Regions from separate parts of the Mus musculus genome. Here region 1 is linked to region 2. Evidence: chromatin loops called from intact Hi-C (ENCODE). Cell type or tissue: gastrocnemius. All regions are shown on one strand. Each heading gives the region's core, and the rest is flanking DNA. Links, peaks and the distances in the headings are about the cores only.

Evidence for each region. Hi-C counts contacts between places; a loop is a spot of excess contacts. Peaks named below come from ENCODE experiments on the same cell type or tissue, not always from the same donor. Only the 100,000 strongest peaks of a DNase experiment are listed, where the experiment ranks them.
Region 1: a loop joins it to region 2, with 5 times the contacts of the local background. A loop is called at or near these places in 2 of 42 quality-filtered maps.

The regions. Positions count from the first base shown.
Region 1 is chr1:138,614,587-138,624,902 of GRCm38, reverse strand. It overlaps Nek7 (NIMA (never in mitosis gene a)-related expressed kinase 7), which reads left to right and starts at 5,146. Exons shown (of 10, transcript NM_021605.4): 1 at 5,146-5,351. In gastrocnemius, for the core only: CTCF peaks have their summits at 4,663 and 6,741; DNase peaks (open chromatin) are centred at 5,201, 5,591, 6,768, 7,428 and 1 more place; H3K4me3 peaks cover 3,377 bases; H3K27ac peaks cover 4,190 bases.
Region 2 is chr1:136,621,150-136,631,465 of GRCm38, reverse strand. Zfp281 (zinc finger protein 281) reads right to left here and starts at 6,565. Exons shown (of 2, transcript NM_177643.4): 1 at 6,415-6,565; 2 at 1,075-6,194. The coding sequence starts at 6,180. The coding sequence ends at 3,499. In gastrocnemius, for the core only: a CTCF peak has its summit at 5,746; DNase peaks (open chromatin) are centred at 5,377, 5,952, 6,595 and 7,128; H3K4me3 peaks cover 4,458 bases; H3K27ac peaks cover 2,473 bases.

The DNA.
Region 1 (10,316 bases), core at 2,505-7,504, 2.0 Mb before region 2:
TTGCAAATCTATGGATTTCAATTCATTTAAAGATGAAGAACTAATGGTTTAATTATTTATATCCTCAGAAAATAAATTCTTTTTTTTTTTTTTTTACTTTTAATTTGAGTGAGAAAAGAATAAATAAAAATAGGAGTTACATATTTTGGTTGTTGAATTAATTTTACCACACACACACACACACACACACACACACACACACACACACACATAATATTGCCTATAAAACCATTTTCTTTTAGGAGGTATTAGAATACCTGTGATATGATAACAGAATAGGGAAAGGCTATCTGGACAAGGAAGGGACTAGCCAGAGTGGGAAGGAAGGGTTGTAGAAGGGGGATATTAAAAAACTTACACATGCACATATGTATGAAAACCCTATAATAAATGTATTCAATTATATGCTAATCTAAAAGATTGATGAAAACTTATTTATATACACAGTTAAAAATTTAAAAATTCTATAAGTTAAATAAACCTACGACAGTGGTAAATAACACAGAAAGACATATATAATAGCTCTATCTAAATAGGGTTATTTTGAGAAGCAGTCTACTGTTTGCCTTCCATGCTTTTAGAGAGCAGATTATCCCAAAGGCTGATGGATATGTACGGGCTTGCCTCGGTGCCGCTTGAATGGTATATGCAGTGTCAACTTCTCAAGCCTTCTAAACAACACTGCTTTATAAGTCTCATCCTCTGAGCTTCTTACTTTACACAATACTGGAACAAGGTGAGAGTTACAGAGAGGAAAGAAAAAAAAAAAAAACTCCATAATTGGGACATCAGCCAGTGGTGAATTCAGAGGCAGAATTACAAAGGCTGGGGAGGCTGTTTATGATTGACTAGGCTCATTGTTCTAAGGCATGTGGAGACTGCTTTCAGTAATGCCTTTGGCTTCAGTAGAGGCACTATTCCACATCGGAGTTTATGCACACCCTAGGTGTCCAAGCAGCTTGAACATTAGCACCCAATTGAACTGCTGAAAAAAATTACTGAGGTATTTCATACTTCTGTCATTAAGTAGAGTAACCCAAGATTGAAGAAATGTTCATTGTAAGCATTCAGAGCTTAAATTTGAACAAAGTGGATTGGGAAGAGGAAAACAGTATTGGTTTTCACTCTTTTCAGTGAATGTGTTAGGGACAGGCCTTTGGAAATGTAACCTGAGGCAGGCTGCTCAACACAGGTATGAGGAAACACTAAAGGTAAACACAAGTACTTGTTGTCTTGCTTTCATTCCTGTTAGGAAATAGACCACTGCTCCAACTGTCCGACTATCTGACTGTCCGTGCCCGAGTGGGTCTGTTACATTTTAAAGCTGGAGCGGAGAACACAGAAGGAAATCTCCAAGATGAGGTGGATGGAGATAGAGTGTGAAAGTTAAGCACAATTCTTTGAGATCTTTCCATCTAGCTATGTAAAACGAGAGGATATTTTTAACATCTTATTTCCAGATAGATACAAAAGCATATACTCACACTCCCAAGAAACCTACAATTAGAACTCTCTTTGGGATTCAATTATTTTATTGACCTGGGTCGCTGACAGTATAGATATCAGTGGTTGCCAGCTGTGGCAATGGCTGGAGGTGCCACACTACCGAGGAAATTGCATTTGTGAAATGACTTCACAGTTTGGCTCCACAGGAGAGGGTGTAACTTCTTAATATATTCTCCACGTTGTTCCTTTTGCGCGTTGCATACTGGTCCTTTGACATTTGTCAGAGCAAAGAAAGAAATTCAGTTGAATTCTGATGAGCAAAGAAATTGTGATCTAAATCCAAGCAGCTGTTTGGACCGATTGCTTCCTGTTTTGCACAAGTGTATCTCAGTGTCTTCTACTTAAGATACATCTCAAAACATCTCTTCAGTTTCACAACTACTACAAAAATAGCTGTGGAAAAGCCATGGTCAGAATACCACTAATTTTAACCATGAACTATATCCCCAAGCTGTCATAAGTCAACAATTGGGACACAGTAGCATTGTGTCTCTGCAATTTTGAATTCTAGGGATTTGACGTGAGGATAAAATTAAGAAGGATTTAGCTGTTTTTAACAGGAGCTCATCTGCTAATAACCCACAAACGATAGCAAGGAGTCATTGGATGTGGAAAAGAAACTTGCTAATATTTTTCATGGTGCTTTCAAAGCATCGTATTTGCTCTCTGACACTGTACAGGGCTGACAAGCCAAGGCCAGAGAAAAGTGATCTCCCTTGGGCTGTCTGCAGTCTGTACTCTGACTTCCTCCTCTTGGCCCAGTTTAGTCCAGACATTTCAACAGCTTGACTAAGCCTCATCACCATTTAGCTGCCAAGCTTAGTGGCTGCCAGTCTCGCTAGTAGCTTTTTAAGTACAGCTGTTACTAGCACTATGTTTGAATCAAGAAGACCAGACCTTTCTGGTCTACCCCACTGGCCAGGTTCTCTCTCAAAGGAGAATTATTTTTAATATTACTTCATCATTCTTCTTCAGGGAAACATTTTTTCCCCTCGTAAGTTTCTTTCCTTATGGAGAAATTATATTTATGCCAGCACTGGTATGCAACATCTGTTTCAGGTTAGTTTATGGAGAGATGGTTTTGAGAATAAATACTGCTGATAATTTTTTTTCTTGTGTGGGGCCAACAGATATATAAAAAAGAAAAAAGAAACCTTGAAGATTTGGTTATGAACTGAGAGTTTTTAAGTATGATATCCAGATACTGTTTATAACCAAGTTAATCTGATATGTAGTATATGTGCCACATGGTAATTATGTATAAATACTGAGTTATTCATACAAAGGATTATAATGAATGCAGAGCATGAAGCTAAAGCAGCATTTGGGGAGAACGCTCAGAGGAGAGATGGATAGAAGAGGAGTTAAAGGCGCTTCTGCTCTAAGTGTCCTGAGCCGGAGGAGCCTTCTTGGGCAGGCTTCTCTGTTTTTCCATTAGCATTTGCTCTAGGCCAGGAGGCTGGCTGCTGGCGCCTGGGAATAACCTTGCCTGCCCACAAAGAAGGGGATATAAATTTAGAAAGAAAAAGTATATATAGTGTCTTCTGTTTTGACCCTCTTCCCAGTCTTTGCAACACTGTATACTATTTATCTGTAGCCATGAAGCCTTTACAAGTAGAAAAAAATAGGACACATTATTACGTAAGTTTAATACTTTGGACATCATATAACACCAAAAGCATTCTTTCTAGATAAAGGCTTTGCAGCCACTAAGCATGTATGAGCTGACTTTTGCCCAATTTGACCCTCACTCAGTGTTCGGTAAGTATAGTGTTTGCTTAGCAGTGTTTGCTTGTAAGTATAGCTTGTACAGACTATTCAGCGTGTAGATAAATTGGCAGTGTGCTTAAATCGGGGTACCTATCAATCTACATTTTCTAAACTGGTAATAGCAAAGCGAATAAGAACAAGCTCTGATCCATCGTCTGGTACCTCGGGTCTTTTAGTTTTTCCTAAAGTTATGCCTATGCATGGAGTACCACTGTGGCTGATTTGGTGTGATGTGACCTATGATATAGGCCAAATGCCAACTTATTGGCTTCATCCTAGCTTCCTCTCATATAGCACATTCAATGCAGCAGAAAACCTTGTTGGCTCTATCATGGAAATGTATCTGGGGTCTGTCTGGTTTTGCTAGCATTCTGGTCTAAGCCTGATCAGAATGTGTTACAGATACCATTATGTTTCCTTTTAAACTTCCAGTTTCTTCACCCTCCACTTTATTCTTCACAGCTCTGTTGTCTCTCAACTTACACCTGCAATGAATTTCCATTTCATTCAGAATAAAAATTAAGAGTTCGAAGTTCCACATCTGATAGTTCACCCTTTCTTACTCCACCAGCCTCTCTCCCTTGCTCACTAAGTTGGATCCTACCTGCATAGGCTTACTGGCTGTTTCTCCAACATGGCGAACCCATGCCTGACAGGGTAACCTTGCATTTCCTGGGTAAAACAGTCTACTTCCTGACAGTCACATGGCTCCTTTTCTCACATCTTCAGGTCTCTGCTCAAATTCCAAGTGACTTTCCCTGATAAACATGTTTAAAGGAGCACTCACACCCCGAGCTTTGTTTCTCTATGAAATAGATATAAAAGACATTAGGTAATTTGGACTTCCTCACTGAAGCTAAGTTTTATGAGAGCAGGGCTCTTGCACGTAGCTGATTGTAGAACTCCACCTGGCAAATCTGTACCGATTAAGCACTTGCCCCAACGTCACCTCTTGAAATTTAATTTTCTTACTAAAATTAACGTTTGCATTCTTTTCTAATTATATTTCACATACTTGCATTCGTGTGTGTGTCACATTGCAGTACGGATGTCAGAAAACAATTTGTGGGTCCTGGGAATCAAACTCCTGAGTCATCTTGCTGGCCCAAACTTTCTAAATCTTGCTTCTATTGTTTTAATCCATTTGAGCTATAATACCGCTTTTTCTTGTTGTTGTTTTTTGGCTCTATTCCCTTGGCAGGGGAACGAAACCAGAAAAAGGCCTACTGATATCAAATGGTTAAGATCTGTGCTCAAGCACGCTGTTGTATGTCATCGTCTGTTTCTAAGGAGAGGCGTTAAGGCTGACTTCCAAGAAAGACCACGATAAGTTAAGCGACTGGCCACTGAATGATTAGCATCTAGGTATGACAGACTCTACACTGCCTCCTAGCTGTTCGCTCCATTCGTTCAAATCTGGTTAGTGGAACAGTAGGAATCAAAGCTTTGCTTTTGAAAAGCTCCATGTACTAGGGAGAGACCCATATTGCAAATATGTGACGTGTAAACGAATTTATCTAATGTAATATTTTTGTAATGCCACTTTGTGAGTGTGCCTGTATCCCAAAGATTCTGCATACCTACCAACTAGTTCAACTTTCGGAAGGGTCCTGAAAAGCTTTCTTAAAACTGGGACGCTAAAGTCTAGATTTGCTTAGCCAGACTCCGGGAAAACTCTCGTTTGCCTGCACTGACACCATGTAGAGGCAGCTTAAACTACTTGGTAAGTGGGATCAAAAAACTCCGATCTGGAGGCAGGGGTCGACCGCCGTAAGCGAGGCACACCCCAGTTCTCGGGAAAGTGGTAGCGTGGGCTCCGGAGCAGGGTGCGGGCGCGGGGAGGGGCCTGCGGCGGCCCGCCCTCTCCTCGGGGATGCCGGGATGTTTACCCTCCTGACAGCCGCGGCCGCCGGAGGAGGAGCGGAGCCGGGAGGATGGGCCGCCGCTAACCTCGCAGTGGGAAGCGCGGGCCGAGCAGGGTGGGAGCCGGCGCCTGCAGTGGCGCGGGGAGAGGCGATCGGCCCCGGATCCCGCAGCCCTGCAGCCCGCGTAGACCGAGCTGCCCCGGCGCCCCGGTGAGTATGTACGGCCCGGCCGGGTGGGGCCGGTGCGGGGAGCGGGCGGGCCGCGTGGGGCCTCGGGCTCTCGTGCCTCCGAGGACCGCCCGGGACGCCTGCAACTGGCGGAGCGTGGTGCAGGCCGCTGGCTGCAGGAGCTCAGAGTCCGGGCGCTTCGACCCCAGGAAGCTCCACGACGGTGGTGGTGGCGGCAACAGGTCTCCGGGCTCCGACAGGAGGAACTCCAGCGAAGACCCGCCTCCGGGCTGAGCTCATTGGTCACCTTGGCTATTTACAGCTCGAGGATTGGCTCAACCGATTCGGCTGCAGCCCAGTTTAGAAAAGTGAAGTTCACGGACCGGGGAGTCAGTCGAGCGTGAGTGGTGGGGTAGTCAGGTCGAGGTCCGATTGAAACCGATCCAGGGCTGGGATGCAGCAAAGTATGAGCTGAGTCCCAGTGGGGCGAAGGTGAAGTTAGGCCGTGGAAGATGCTGCTAAGCAATGTCGATAGCCTCCGCCTGGTGCTAGAGGCCTTGGAAGACCCACAAGAGATACATTTATTGACTCACATACTATACTCGAATAGCCTAAGTCTTTGCCCGCGCTAAACACTAAGAATATATTTACTTTAAAGTAAGATATGTTTTGTGCCCTTTACAATTCTGGTGATGGAACTGAATATAGCAAAAACAATCTAGAGATGTAAAGGACTTTTTTTTCTTTTTGAGATTACTAACTTTAAAGGTTGTAATTGGATTCAATGCCCGCAGTTTATAGAGCATTATTAGGACCACTCTTTAGTTTCTCCTCCAAGGAATCTGCAGTTCCCGGGAGGAACTGACGTTCATGACGGTGTGCTTTGATAGAGTTGCTTTACAGAATAATGTTCCGAATAAGCTTATTATAAATCTGTTCTCTTCTAGACGATGGGATGTTGATGTGATCCAAGAAAGGTTTAGTACTCATACTCAAAAATTTATAGTTTGGGACAACCGGACAAACTCTGAAAATGATGAATAAAAGATAAAGCCTGCAGTGCTTTGTAGCATTTCTCACTAGTATTCATGGCTGCAGTATTTCGTGATGGCCAGTGCACTTTATTGAACTAACATGCAACCTAAGCAGTTATTTCATCTTCACAGCTATCTGCCACCACTCCGAGAGACCCGGACCATAATTTGCTTTACATCCCAAACCGTTGCATCTTCTGCTTCGGCTGGCGAGGGGTAGGGGCGTGTGGAGGGAAACTTTACTTCTTAGAGGGTCAGAAAAATGGATGATGAGAGGAGGGCCTTTGGAGAAAGTGCAGAAGGGACAGACTCTGGGGCGGAGTGGAGGGGAATCTGGACCCAGTGACCATGCAGTCCTCAGATTCCACAGTAAGGTGGGAGTCCCCGCCCTTGAGGGCACTGACAGCCATTGCAGCCAGTGAACGGCGAGGACACCCGGCCCCAGCTCAGGAGGGCGGGTACTTCCTACCGCTGCCCTGAGCTAGGCGAGGGAGGCCAAGTTTGTCTGAGGATGTGGGCCGGTGGAAAGAAGGGTTGAGAGGCTCAGTCTTGTGAAATTACTGCATTAAAAAATAGAGGGAGGGAGCTCTGGTTTTCTTTGAGCCCTGTGCTGACTTTCAAGATTCGGGCTCAGGTTGAAGTCACCGCTTCCACCGAAACCATAGGAGATAAGAAACGAACCTGGTCAGCAAATTAAATATAGTCCGTGACTGACTGGGGCTTTTGCCCGAGATCGCCTGAAACTGAAAACCAAGAACTACCAGAAGAAATCTCATTAGACACATTTATGGCAGCTTGGCAATTTTAATACGGTTAAGACAATCATTAGCTTAAATTGACAAGACTGCATTTTCAGACAAACAGACCTATTTTGTAATTTGAAGTTTATCTGGATAATACCTGTCTCCCGCCATTCCTTTCCCACAAACACTTTCTTCGCTGGACACTTAGTTTCTCTCCAGCCTAGTAAAACAGAAGAAATCATCTGTTCCGGTGGCCGAACTCGTGGAGGAGGGGAGCAGAGGCTGCGGACATGTCTTTCCTTACTAAATTAAAATCCAGCATTCCCGTTTCCAACACGCTGAAGTGCAGAGCAATTACACTCCGGAAAGACAAGTACTGCCAGGACTCCCCTCTCAGTCCCAGGCTTCTGGTGACTGCAGTTGGTGGCTCTCAGCCCTGGCTGACTACAAACATTAAGTATTGAGCATTTGCTAAAACTAAAATAAAGTAAAATTCCAGTGAAATTTTTTTAAAGTCAATTTTATTATTATAAGAATTTTTAGGGTAGCTGTTCTCATTTTCACCTTTTCTTTTCAAATATTTGATTAGTGTGTGGGCAGACCTTTTACTTTACAAGCTAAACCACAGTGCAGTAGCAAACTTACTTTAGTTCAGAAGGTGTGTGGAATTTATAGTTTAGAACTGTATGACATGGTGGTTTATTATTTACTCCGAATTGCTTTATTTGTAATTCTACAAATACTGCAACGTTTTTCAAAGAACCACCTCTTTATACTTTTGAAGTTGTTCCATTTTAATTCTTCCTCCTACAATTTATTTGTGGAGATTATAGCTGATATAACATTGGTTATATAATTGTACCCAAGTATATGCATTTGTGGTACATAATTTTACAATTTACAATTTACAGTTAAAACATTTTCTTTTTCTTGACATAGGGTTTTACTTTGCAGTCTATGCTGGCCTGGAACTTACTTTGTATCCAGTTCAGGTTGGCTTTGAACTCATGGTATACTCAACTTCCCAAGGGCTGAGATTATAGACATAAGTTACTGTCCTTGGCTTAGAATTTCTAAACTGATATAGCTGCAAAACTTCTAAACTACTGATTTGTCATTTTCCAGCTGAAAGTTTGATTATCTCTGTGGTGTTATATATCTCTCAGAATATTTCTTTTCCTTTTAAAGAAAGCAGCTTTATCGTTTATGGCTTCATGGTGAGGGGTGGGAATGGGGACAGAATCTAAGATGCTAAGGAACATCCTTTGCTCTTTTGGTCAGGATAAATGATTTTTTTGAGCCTTTATTAAAATAAAATCACTCCGTCATCCTGTGTGTCTGCTGACCTAATAGGATGAGTTTTAATGGAATCAGTGGCACAGTGTACAAATGAGGAAAACTTACTGGCTTATAAACATGTACAGCTGTCTGTTTTATATGACTTAGTGGAAGTAGTCTTTGTTGTATGTTGCCACAGCTCTTGTGTGGAGGAGCTACTTTTAAACTCCAGGCTGCTTATGTACAGATAGGTTCACAAACTCTAGACAGTCTCATAGTAAGTATTTTTGGCTTTGTGGGCTGTGTTGTCTCCTGGAGCTCCTGCTTTTATAGCCACAAACAGTACCCATATATGTGCTTGTAGCTCTGCTCCAAGAAAACGGTATTTATGTGGAAGATAACAGCAAAGGCCGACACATGAATTCTAAGCCATTGAGTTTCCAACAACAGTGCACTGGGAAAGGTTTGATGCTTGGAATTTTGTGTATGATGTCCACTGTACATTCCCTGATTTTTCTTATCGGTGTTCATAACGATGTGAGCCACTGTGTGAGCCACGTTGCTCTCTTGCTGTGAAGGATAAGGGCATAAAAATGCTTACTAGACTAGAACAGATGTAGAAAAGATTTACTAGAGAAAAGAATCTGCAAGAAGAGACAGACATGCAGGGGGCACAGCCTCAGAATAGCCTAGAGAGGGGATGGGAGTTGTCTCTGCAGAGATTTAGACAGCCTTCGCCTCTGGGGACCCTAGACCCATCCTGTGACATGGACTTAGTGTGAGTGGATGCTGTGTCTTGCTTTCTCCTTTGGAAATTCAGGTAGGAGCCGATGCCAGCCATTTATCTGCTTTTAAATTAGTGATAGTCACCACACGAGTGAATTCTGACATGCTTCATTCATTAGTGTTCATCTTAGCTCACTGTTGGTAAGACTCTTGGTATGACTGTTATCATTAGAGGCAATTTGGGGTATGTGTGATTTAGTAAGCTGCTTTTTTTTTTTTTTTTTTTTTAAATGAACTTTTTTAAAAGAAAAACAAAGAAAGGAGAATCCAAGTGCAGGTCTGTAATCCTAGACAGAGCGAGCTGAGGAGCTGAGGTAGGGTATTGGGAGTGCCAGTGCAGCTTGGGCTGTGTCAGATCTCAAACAGCAAGCACATCCACAACAGAGCAGCACCTCCGGCCCCCAGGAACAAAACAGGGAGGGAAAGAAAAGTGGACTTAGTCTCTCTAATGAAAAAGGAAAACAATAAATTACTGGAAGGGACCTGTTGTCAAGCAGCATGTGGCCATCAGGAGGAGTGGGGCCTCCTAGGTAGTCTGAGAATGAGTTTTGGGCTGGCTGGGGTGCAAGTCTTCAGAAGCAGTGGAATGCAATGGAAAATGAAACACCTTGCAAATCACACAGCAGAACTTGTTCGTCCTGGCTGGGAGTGGACCTTGGATGTAGGAATTTTGACTCTGTAAGTCCTCAGGGAGGCCAGGTGGAAACTGGGGCATTTTAGAGCTTGTGGCCAGTGGCCTTCAGCTCCAGGGAACATCTTTAGCTGACCTTCCTGCGTGTGTATTCTCTTTTGCCTTGTTTACCTTGATTCAGAGAAGCTCAGGCCCAATACCCTAGGTTTGTCTCCTTCTCTTCCTCCTCCTCCTCTTTAATCACCTGTGTTGAGTAGTCTTAGTTAGTACAGACTATAGTTTTTTCCAGCTCTCATAAGCTTGCTTTGACTTGTAAATGAGAACATCTTTGTAAGTGCAGAAGAGTCGGTTCAGCGAGTGGTGGTTTCATTTCCTCTGTTTCTCTATTCATGGAACTTTCAGGGGATGGAAATAGCTAAGAGACTCTTCTGATCACGCGGCCTGGCCTTGTCTGATGAGGGTGCCTCACAGTTAGGCAGCTGCATCTTCCTCTGCTTCAATTCTCCTTTTCCTTTGCCCTGTGATTTCTCTTATT
Region 2 (10,316 bases), core at 2,660-7,659:
GGACAAGAACTTCTCCCTAACTAGTGCAGTACATGAAATCTGAGGTAGATGTTTATATCACGTTTGCAATACTTAAAAATTACCTCACAAACAATTGGTCAATAATTGTTGAATTTCTGTAGTGCAACAGAACTCACAGCATCACTTACTACTTCATGTCTCATGCCTTTTTACTTTTTGAAACAAGAGTAGCCTGGGCTGGCCTCAAACCTCCTATGTAGCCAGAGATGCGCCTTAACTTCTGATCTGGATACCTCCACCTCTTTAGTGCTTATTACCGGGGTCCAGAGAAGCTGGCTTACTTGGTACTAGATAAGGATTCAATCTACAGGCTTTGGGCAAGACCTCTTTCCACTAAACTATCTGTATTCATAGGCCATACTCTAAAGTCTTAAAAACAAAAGACATTCAAAAATCAAATTCATATACAGCTCATAAAAGAAAAGCAAAAAGACAAGGCAAGTGGGTTTTGAAAATTCTTATCAGCTCCAGCAAATCTGGGGAAACAAGCTGTTCAGAAAATCAAGTAACTGGAGTCATAGTAGATTTCGTGAAACGTCCCTTAGGAACTCGACTCCAACAACCAAGTGTAGGAGTAACTATGACAACAAACTATACTACCTTCTACTGAGCAGCCCCATGCTTAATGCTCACTGTAAATTATGTATAGAACACATATAAATACAATCTGCATTCTACCCTTTCCTGTTTTCACTATTTCATCAATATTCATACACTTAAATCTTAAAGCAGTTTAACATCTCAAGAAATGTTCAACCTTTTTTAAAAGTTATTTTTAGACAAGGTTCCACTGTTCCTTGGCTGGCCTGAAAATTATTCTGTAGACCAATATGGATTTGAGATTCACCTGCCTCTGCCTCCCCAGTGCTGGGACTAAAAAGGCAGGTGTTACACATGGTCAGCTTCTGTCTTTTAAGTTACATCAAATACCTTTACTGCATCTTCTATATCACAATCTCACCTTTCCCTCTAATAGCTATGAACTCAATTTCTTAACCTTTTAATAGCAAGTTAGCTTTTTTTAAACTAAAAATGCTCAAGACCATTTTAATCCATCATTCTATAATTTTATTATAACCCTTTGAGGCAAAAGGATATATAACACCTTAAGCCAAAAATATTTTGATATGATTTTAAATAAAGCCTCAATAAATAATCTCCCTAATATTTAGGATGGTTAGCCTAGTTTCAACATAATGTAATTTACATTAGATTTCTATTCTTTATATTATTGTGCACCTCAAATAAAATATTCAATGCATTTTTAAATAAACCTAGAAAGACAAAATACATTATAAATACAATAAAACGGCAAGCTCCTACGTTACAATTTATACTATCAATACGAATATTTTATGAAATGTAATCCACAGAGACTAAGTGATATCTCCTTTCTTCAATGTTGTGATTAACAGGACTTTTATTGGTAGTAAACTAGAGCAAACAATCAGAATAATACATATGTAGTATTCAGTACACACAATAAAAGTTAAAGAAATTCAAAACCTGTATAAAACAAAAGAGAAGAGAGAGAGAGATCCTACAGCTTAAGAGATACAGGGGTAAAGGTCCTCTCCATCTTTGATCACACTTGTCTCTGTACCCAACAGAACTTACTGCACTTAATAAGACATACAGACATTTTAGTACTGAGTGTATTAAAAGAATTAAACACATTTCTAAAAATCTTTCAATGACAAGTTGGTACCCTTTAGCTAACTAAAGCTAAAAGGTGGAAGGTGGGAAAAGGGAATTAACTAGTATTTTGTAACCATTTTTAATAATTTCTTATTTTCCAAACACTGCTTTTATAACAGAAGTGTTTTACACTTGCACAATATTAATTACTTTATTATACATGGAAGCCTGTGGTAGGCTGATTACACAATGAGACTGCAAACAACCAGTGGGACTTTTCTGACGTCAGAAGAGTTCATAAGACTAAACACCACCAAAAGTACATAAAAACTCATCAGCATAAACATCAAAGTACATTAAAAAATATAATCAGGAAAAAATACAATTGCTAAAAAGTGGTTTAGAGCAGAGCCACTGCCTATCAGTAGCTTCAAATGGCAATTAGCGTTCATAGCAAGTTTTGATGACAAGATCCCTGTACAATACTGACTAATACACCCCTTCAAAATGTACATTAAAGGCTGCAATTTCACAAAGAGTTCTGATGTCATTACTGAATACACACTCTTATCTGTTACACAAGCTCTGCCACCAGGTAGGATGACAACCCTTTGACATCTATGTATAGCTTGTACGTGGAAGTCGGTATTGGGTTTGTTAACAAAATAAAAAGAAAAGCAAAGTCAGGGATGTTTACCCTATTGTTTAGTATTTGAATGTCTTACGACATATAAAATGCATAATCAATTATCTTCTAGATGATAAATCACTCTAAAATTGAAACCATCAAGACAGGGAGAAGGAACAAGAAGGCCCAGAACTTTAAGAAGTTAAGAACAAATACCAAACCCAGACGTGAAGGTGGTGAGTAATAGCTTAAACAAGAGAATGTTTTAGGCCATGAATAATGCACACCCCAAATTTCAATAGACTATGTGAATTGAACTTACTTTCTAATACTGAAACCAACCAAACACTTGGGTTTTTAATTTTAACACTGTACTAGAGAAGACATTCACAGAATCACTTAATGGAATTACAGCCTTGTTACAGGTGGATAAAGAGGATGGTTTTTTTCCTCTTTCTTTTATTAAAGCTATCATTCCAGGCTTTGATCAAAGATCTAAGAATATTTGTTCTACCAATCTGGAATGAATCTGGGTTTGGAAGTGTGGAGTACATTGAAAAGCTGCAACAAAATATAGGTAGCCAACAATCTCAGAATTTTGGATCAGCCCAGACAGAGATAGCACTTGAAATGTTTTCGATCCCTTACTTAAATGATGAAATGTATATTCTATTAGCCCAGAAAGAGCAATCTGAAATGTTTAAGATCCCTTAACTTAAACAACGAAATGTGTATCATACTATTTGTAAATTGGATATTCCATTACGGTGATAACGTACAGAATTCCCATGCGTTATTACACTTTCCTGAGAGTAAAGCAATTAGAATAACCTTAATCCTAGCAACAAAGTTTCTTTTTTTTTCCTTTTTTCTTTTCTTTTTTTTTTTCTGTACTTTTTTTGTTTTGTTTTATTTTTTTTGTTTTTGCATTTAAAACTTTTGGGCTATTCCCTGACAATCTATACATGTAAATTTGATTGCTAAACATTGTCACTTTGAATGTCAAACTATTTTTAATCTATTGATTTTGATTAAAAATCATAATACAAACAGAGCTAAAATCACACTAACAAAATAAACTAAATATGAAAAGTTGCATTGAAAGGGCATTACATTATTCTTAATAGGATCGTGTAGAAACATTCCAATGGCAGTGTTCTCAAAATAAAACAAAATTACATTAGACTCCCAGCCTGGTCACTCTCGAGACCTTACCTGTAACTCTGGCTGGTGGGTGTCTTTACTCTTGTACTACATGGCTCACTTACATCAGACATCATATTTGTATACCCTGAGAAATCTGACACTGAAGTCCTTACTCTATGGTCCACTTCTCCATTAGAGTTAGTGATAAAGGTCATTGGCACCCTGCTGCCCGACTTAAACTGAGAACCGAATGCTTGTGCAAAGTTCTCAATCTGGTACGTTGTTCTAGGCTCTATGTCTTTCTGAGGATCAATCTGGCTAGCTAACTCCTGAGATGGAATCTGAAAGCTCGTTGAGGACTCTAAATTTTTCTGTTGTTCCTTCTGGCTAGTCAATTTCTGAGATGAGGACTGGAAGGCTGATGATGTCTCTAAGTTCTTCTGAGAATCTATCAGATCATCCAGCTCCTGGGAAGGTGTCAACTGCTGATGTGTAGCATCCAAAGCAGATAAATAAAGACCTGGTTGAGATCCAAACAACATCCCAAAAGGAGGCTTTGGCAACGAAGATGGCAGCACTGAGGTAACAGACTGGCCAAAACCACACTCCAAAGGAGATGTAGTGTATATCTGTTTTTCTGGAAACAAAGTGTGGTTGTGGAGAGGTGAAGACAAGCTGACAAATTGGAAACCGTGTCCAAGAGTAAAACCTGCATTAGTGGATTTTTCGAAAGCCTGTTGGAGGTATTTGGAGTATTCTTGCAACATGCTTGTTTTATCATTTGAAGGTGTTTGGGTGCCTGGGCTCAAATTTTCTTCTTGAACCAATTCAGAGTGTTCTCCTGAGGTGTGTAAATCCACTCGTGGTTCTGTTAAATTGAAAGGATCCTCCTTCTGTGTTTCTGATTTGCCAGAGTACTGATCCAAAATACTTTGTAAAACCTCATCAGGAATTCCAGACTTGTCGTGACAAGACTTAATTTCAGCATTTAGAGCTGAGGAGTCAATAAGTGACAATGGCGCCTCATTGTCCAAAACACTGACCCCTGCAGACTGAATGACTGACTGCTGGGAGACCATGTGTCCTACATTGATAGAAAAGGCACTGTTGCTGCTGGCAGTTGGTAGGTATCTTCTCTTCTTTGAAAACTGCATGGCATCATCATAATTACTACTTATCGGGCCTTGCTTGCCACTTGTACTTTGGAGAAGACTAATGGTCTCCACACTATTATTCGATACGATGCCAAGTGAGCCACCTGGCTTACCAGACAAGGATTTCTGCCCAACTACGTCTGGTAACGGTGACACAAAATTAAGGTAGCTTTTATCTGCATTCTTTCTGCTTCCTTTCTTAAAGATCAATTTTGGCACCCTTTTCTGCAGTTCATCTATTCCAGTGCCAATTATGCTCCCACTGGTAGACACAGTAGGCATTTCTACTGAATAACTCTGCATGTTTATATTGTTTGACATTTGTGATTCATTTGTTTTGCCAGTCTTGTGTTCCTTATTTTCAATAGCTATGCTTTTCGACTTCGACTTTCTCCTTGAGGAACTTGTATTTCCCTGAGACAACACAGCCAGGTTACCCATACTGTTATGGTTTGATGACCCAGGTTCTGCACTAGCGGCTCCTTTTGCTATGGCTTCACCACACGTGCGCCTGTGCTTCAACAATCTGTCAGTCCTTGAAAAATACTGTTGGCAAGTGTCACACTTGTATGGCTTTTCTCCACTATGTGTCCTCTTGTGTCTCTCCATATGGTACTTCTGAATAAACTTCATGCTGCACTGATCGCACCCAAAGGGTTTCTCTCTGCTGTGAATTTTCTCGTGTCTCTGCAGTAGGTATTTCTGGATGAAACCCATACTACACTGGCTGCACTGGAAAGGCCTTTCGCCCGTGTGGATGAGGACATGTCTCCGCAGGTGGTAGGAGCTCCTGAAAGCAGCACTACAGTGATCACAGATATGAGGTTTCTGACTTGGGGACAGGACGGCACCTTCTCCCTCTCCAACCAAAGGTTTGGAAGATGCACTTGGCTTCCTCTTGGCTTTGATTCCCTGAGATTCTGGCTTTGGCCTCTTTGCCTTTTTGACGTTAGCGTCCTGCTTTGGCTCCTGGTTGCCGTGCTCATCAGTCCTGCTACCGCTGCTCAGTAATACATCGCGGTGGTGCTGGGCCGGTTGCTGCTGGGCATGCTGGTGCAGAAGACTGAGGTCTTGGATGACGCCGTGGCTCCCCCCTTCCCCTCCTCCTAGGCCTGGTGATCGCTCTTCAGCCCCAGCGAACAGCCCCCCATAGTGGTGGTGGTGATGGTGGTGGTGGGACGGCTGCTCCTCGGGATCCGCAGGTTTCTCCTGCTTGATGCTCACCAAGGACTGCAAGAATCCCCAGGAGGTCCTCTGCGAAGGGAAGGCCGCGGCTGACGCCGCCGGCTCCTTCTTGAAAGTCATGTCCGGGGCTGGCGGAGGGGGGGGCTCAGCGGCCGGGGCTGCGGAGGTAGAGGAGGATAACACGCACTGCGGGGGAGGGGCGGCCGTCCCCGCCGGCCGGGTGAAGCTGGTGACCGGGGGAAGCCGGTGGTTGAACATAACCATACTCTGGGGGAAGGTGGGCTCCATCTCTGCTCTCCTGCCGCCGCCGCTGCCGCCGCTGGCGCTGCCGGAGCTGCCGCCGGAGCCGCTACCACCGCTACTGCTGGGACCGCCGCCGCCGCTAAGGAACCCGCTGCCGATTTTCATACCCCGGAGGAGGCCTGGCTGCGGAGAGGAGGGAGAGGAGGGAAGAGGGGGAACGGCGGTAGGGCCGGGCCCCGGGCCGGGACCACCGCAGCGTTTGGGACCCGCCGCGCCGCCGCCCAGCCCGCACCGCGCCCGGCTCCCGTCCGCAGCCCCGCCGCCTCCGGCCCGGCGCGCTCGACCCCGCGGCCTTCTTGGCCGCTCCCGCGCCCGCCCCGGCCCGCCGGCCACACTTACGGGTTCCGCCGCCGCCGCAGCCGCCGTCGCCTCCAGTTAATAAAAATAACGCCGTCCTCTCCACAATGGAATTAAAAGCCTCCCCGCTTCTGCGCAGCCGCGGCGCGGTGTCTGCCGGGAAGTCCTCGACCGGACCAGAGGGGCGCTCGGCGAGCCCCGTGCGCCTGCGCCTCAGTTTCCGCCTGGCTAGCCTGTCAATCAAGCGGGCGGTTGGGCGGAGCTGCTGGGGGCTAGGTGGGAGGGGCGGGGACTTGGAGGCGGACAGCGGAGGGTCTTCCGCAGCGAGGGGACGTGATTGGTGGCCCTGCTGAGGGGCAGACAGTGGCTGAGGGTTTCTAGGGAGAAGGCGCTCCGGAGGTGGAGCCCAAGGGGCGGGAAGTCCGGGGACGCCAGGAGAGCGTGTTGCAGCGTGGCGTGGGAGCTGCAGAGGAAGGGGTTAGGGAAGGTGGAGACACTGAAAACTGAACATTGGCATTTGGTTCACTTTAGTGTTTGCAATCCAAGTATTGAATCAAAATCAAACAGAGAATAGGATTCCTTAAGGTACTTGTGATTCTGCCTGAAAGCTTTAAACTCGTAACGGTATTGATTACAGATAGCTTTTACTCCTTTTCAGAATGGAGACAGCAATAACGCTTGTCTTTGCCTTTATTGAAGGAGCCTTTGAGACTGCCATAGAGGAGGGACCGCTGCAGAAAATTGTCTCAGTGCCAGCCTACCTGAAGGCTACGCAAAGGGAAACCACGTGTAATCCCAGGTGCAGCTGTCCTGTAAAACACGCCCACACACACTTCATCATCAGATGGTATTTAAATGCCACGTACTTTCTCAGTTGTCTGAATTTGCTTATTACGTTGAATACTAACTAGCCTCAAATACTGGCCATCGTTCTTGTTTAAAATCTCTGTTAGGATACATACCCCACTCTCCCAACCCCTCCAGTATAGAATACCTAGAAACTTGAAAAGTTGTTCCTTATTCAGTTGGGGGAAATTAGATAAAATCTTGAAATTAAAAGTTCTATCGACAAAACCAAATAGATATTAATTTAGTGCCTAATAATGTATAAAAGGCATTCACAGCGAGCATGCAAAAATCTAAACCAGCAACTTTCCTAGGTGTATTTATACACCACAGACTTTTTAATAAAAAGACCTGGAGAACAGTTATTTACATAGTGTGTTTTCTTAAAGAAATCACACGTCCATATTCTCATAGTGTTTCTCGAGATGACTTCTTGTAATAACTTCCTTGAGAAATTTTGCAATTAAAGCCATAGCGGTGTATTGTTTACCAACACAGGCCTCTCTGAGCCTGCCCAGAAACCTTAAAACTGTATTTTATGAATAGTTTCATGAGGCATTGTATCTTCCTAGCCCCATGGAACTACAGTTAAATTATTTCCTGAAACTACCAGGTATAGCTAAGCGTTGAACACTGAAAATTCAAAAACTTCAGACAGTAATAAAATATTAGTCAGTGCCAGTGAGAAATGAGGCTGTCCCTGTACTCAGGGTGTCCATGTTTAATGGTAAAGCTGGGCTGCACATAAGCCAGCCCAAGCATGAAGGGCAGTGGGACACTCATATGAAAGCCAACTTTGTTCTACAGTTATCAAGATAAGAAACCTGTCATTTCTCTCATTCACGCTGTCAGCCTTGAGCTACTCCAAGCAGACTTACCTCTAGGTTGTATACCCCATATATCAGGAAGATGAAGAGACCCTGTAAAATAAAACGGAGGGGGAAAGCTGTTAGCGCTAATCATTCCGCCAGTGGAAATGCCCGAAATAAACTTTCCCGGGAACAGACAAAAGAAGACACACTTCATCAACGTCCATTTATTTTCCCGTTTTTCACCATTAGAAGTCGTACCTTGAGCATTTATATGATAACACACCAGCACATCACTTATACTGGTTGTGCTATTCAATTCTTTGGTGATAGAAAATAGAAATAGTATCCTAACTACATGGAATAATAATTAGGAGGTGGCTAGATGATGAAACACTTAATATTTCTAAACTCCGTCTAAACTCCGTTTGGAGCAGCAACTTCAGTATATCTTATCATCTTTGAAGTTATAAAATTAGGAAATAATTGAAAGATTAAACACTACAGGTTACTGACATAGTTCAGTGATACTGTGGTTGCCTACTGTGGATAAAGCTTGAACCCCAGTACCAGTGAAACCAACCAACTCCTTTAAACCCTCAAACGAAAGAGATAAACGTAGGTAATAGGGACTGCGGACATAGCTCAGCAGTTAAGAGCATTTGTTTTTCTTGCATAAGATCAGGGTTTAATTCCCAACACCCACCTAGGGGGATCCTGCAGGCATGAACATGGCACATACATGGATGCGGGCAAAAATTCATATACATAAAGTAAATAAATCCTCAAAAAGATAATAAATGCGAATTGTCTATTTGAAACAGAGTCTCACTATATTCCCAATTCATAATCTTCCTATCTCTGCCTTCCAAGTACTGAAATCACAGGCTAAGCCCCCACACCCAGAAGTATGAATATTTTTAAAAACACTTAATTTTTAAAAAGATTATGTTTGAGACAAGATCTCTCTTTCCCTTAGACCAGGTTGTCCTAGAATTCACAGAGATCCATCTTCCCTCCTAAGTGCTGGGATTAAAGGTGTAGACTACCAACACCAGGCTAGATTCTTTTTTAAACTTTATTTTATGTGCATGATTGTTTTTGCCTTCCTGTATACATGTGTACCATGTGCATTTCTGGTGCCAAGGAGGTCAGAAGAGGGTATCCATAGCCCTTGGAAGTGGAGTTACAGACATTTTCAAACCAGTGAGTGCTGGGATTTGACCCAGGTCCTTTGAAGAGTAGACAGTACTCTTAACTGTTGAGCCATCTCTCGGGCTGGAGATTTTGTGTATTGTACTTAGCATTCACAAGGCTCTGGGTTTGAGTCTCGGGACTGGCAAAAAAAAAAAAAAAAAAAAAGCATGGTGCTAGAGACCTTTTGTTGCACATGTGAAGCCATAGATTTAGTTCACAGGACCAGTGAAAATAAGAAAAAAAATTGTAAAATACAAAATATACTTCACTTCTTTTAAGATTCATTTATCTGTTTTCTGTAAATAAGTGCTCAATCTGCATGTGCATGTACATGTAGAGAAGAGGGCATCCGATCCCATTACAGATGGCTGTGAGCCTCCATGTGGTTGCTGGGAATTGAACTCAGGACTGGAAGAGCAGCCAGTGCTCTAAACAGCTGAGCCATCCATCTCTCCAGCCATAAATCGCACCTTTAAACCTTTTTGGCCAGATGTGGTAGCAGACACTTTTAATTGCAAAGTCTCTAGACACAGGAGCAAGCAGTGCTAGAAGTTCAAAGCTAAGCTGGGCTACATAGTGAGCCCAAGGCTTGTTGGCACTACATGGTGAAATGGTCTCCAAACAAAACAAAGAAAACCTAAACAGATTACTATATAAGATATAAGATAGTGAACACGACTGATCTGCCAGGCCAGCAAGGTGGCTCAGTAGGTAAGTAAAGGTGCCAAGAAGCCCTCTCCACCTTTTCTGCCCATAATTCCCTTACCACCTCTTACACAGTGACATGTGGCAGCTCTAGCCCACTCCTTCTACCATTGGGTTTCATGAGTCAGACTTATTAGGTCACTGGGTTTAAGAGCGACCATTTCTACCCACTGAGTCAGGTCACTGGGCCCAGGTCCCTCGGATTTTATTGATTGTTGCGAGCTGCTGGCCGGCCGCAACAATTGATGAATGAGGAATATTCTACTGTGTGAAATACATTAATTCCTCAGTAACCAAAGCTTCCTGAGCACTGCACAATATTTGTTGCAGCTTCCATGTTAGCAGCCCAAGCTGTTTGCATGAAATCTATAGTTTGGAAATCAAATA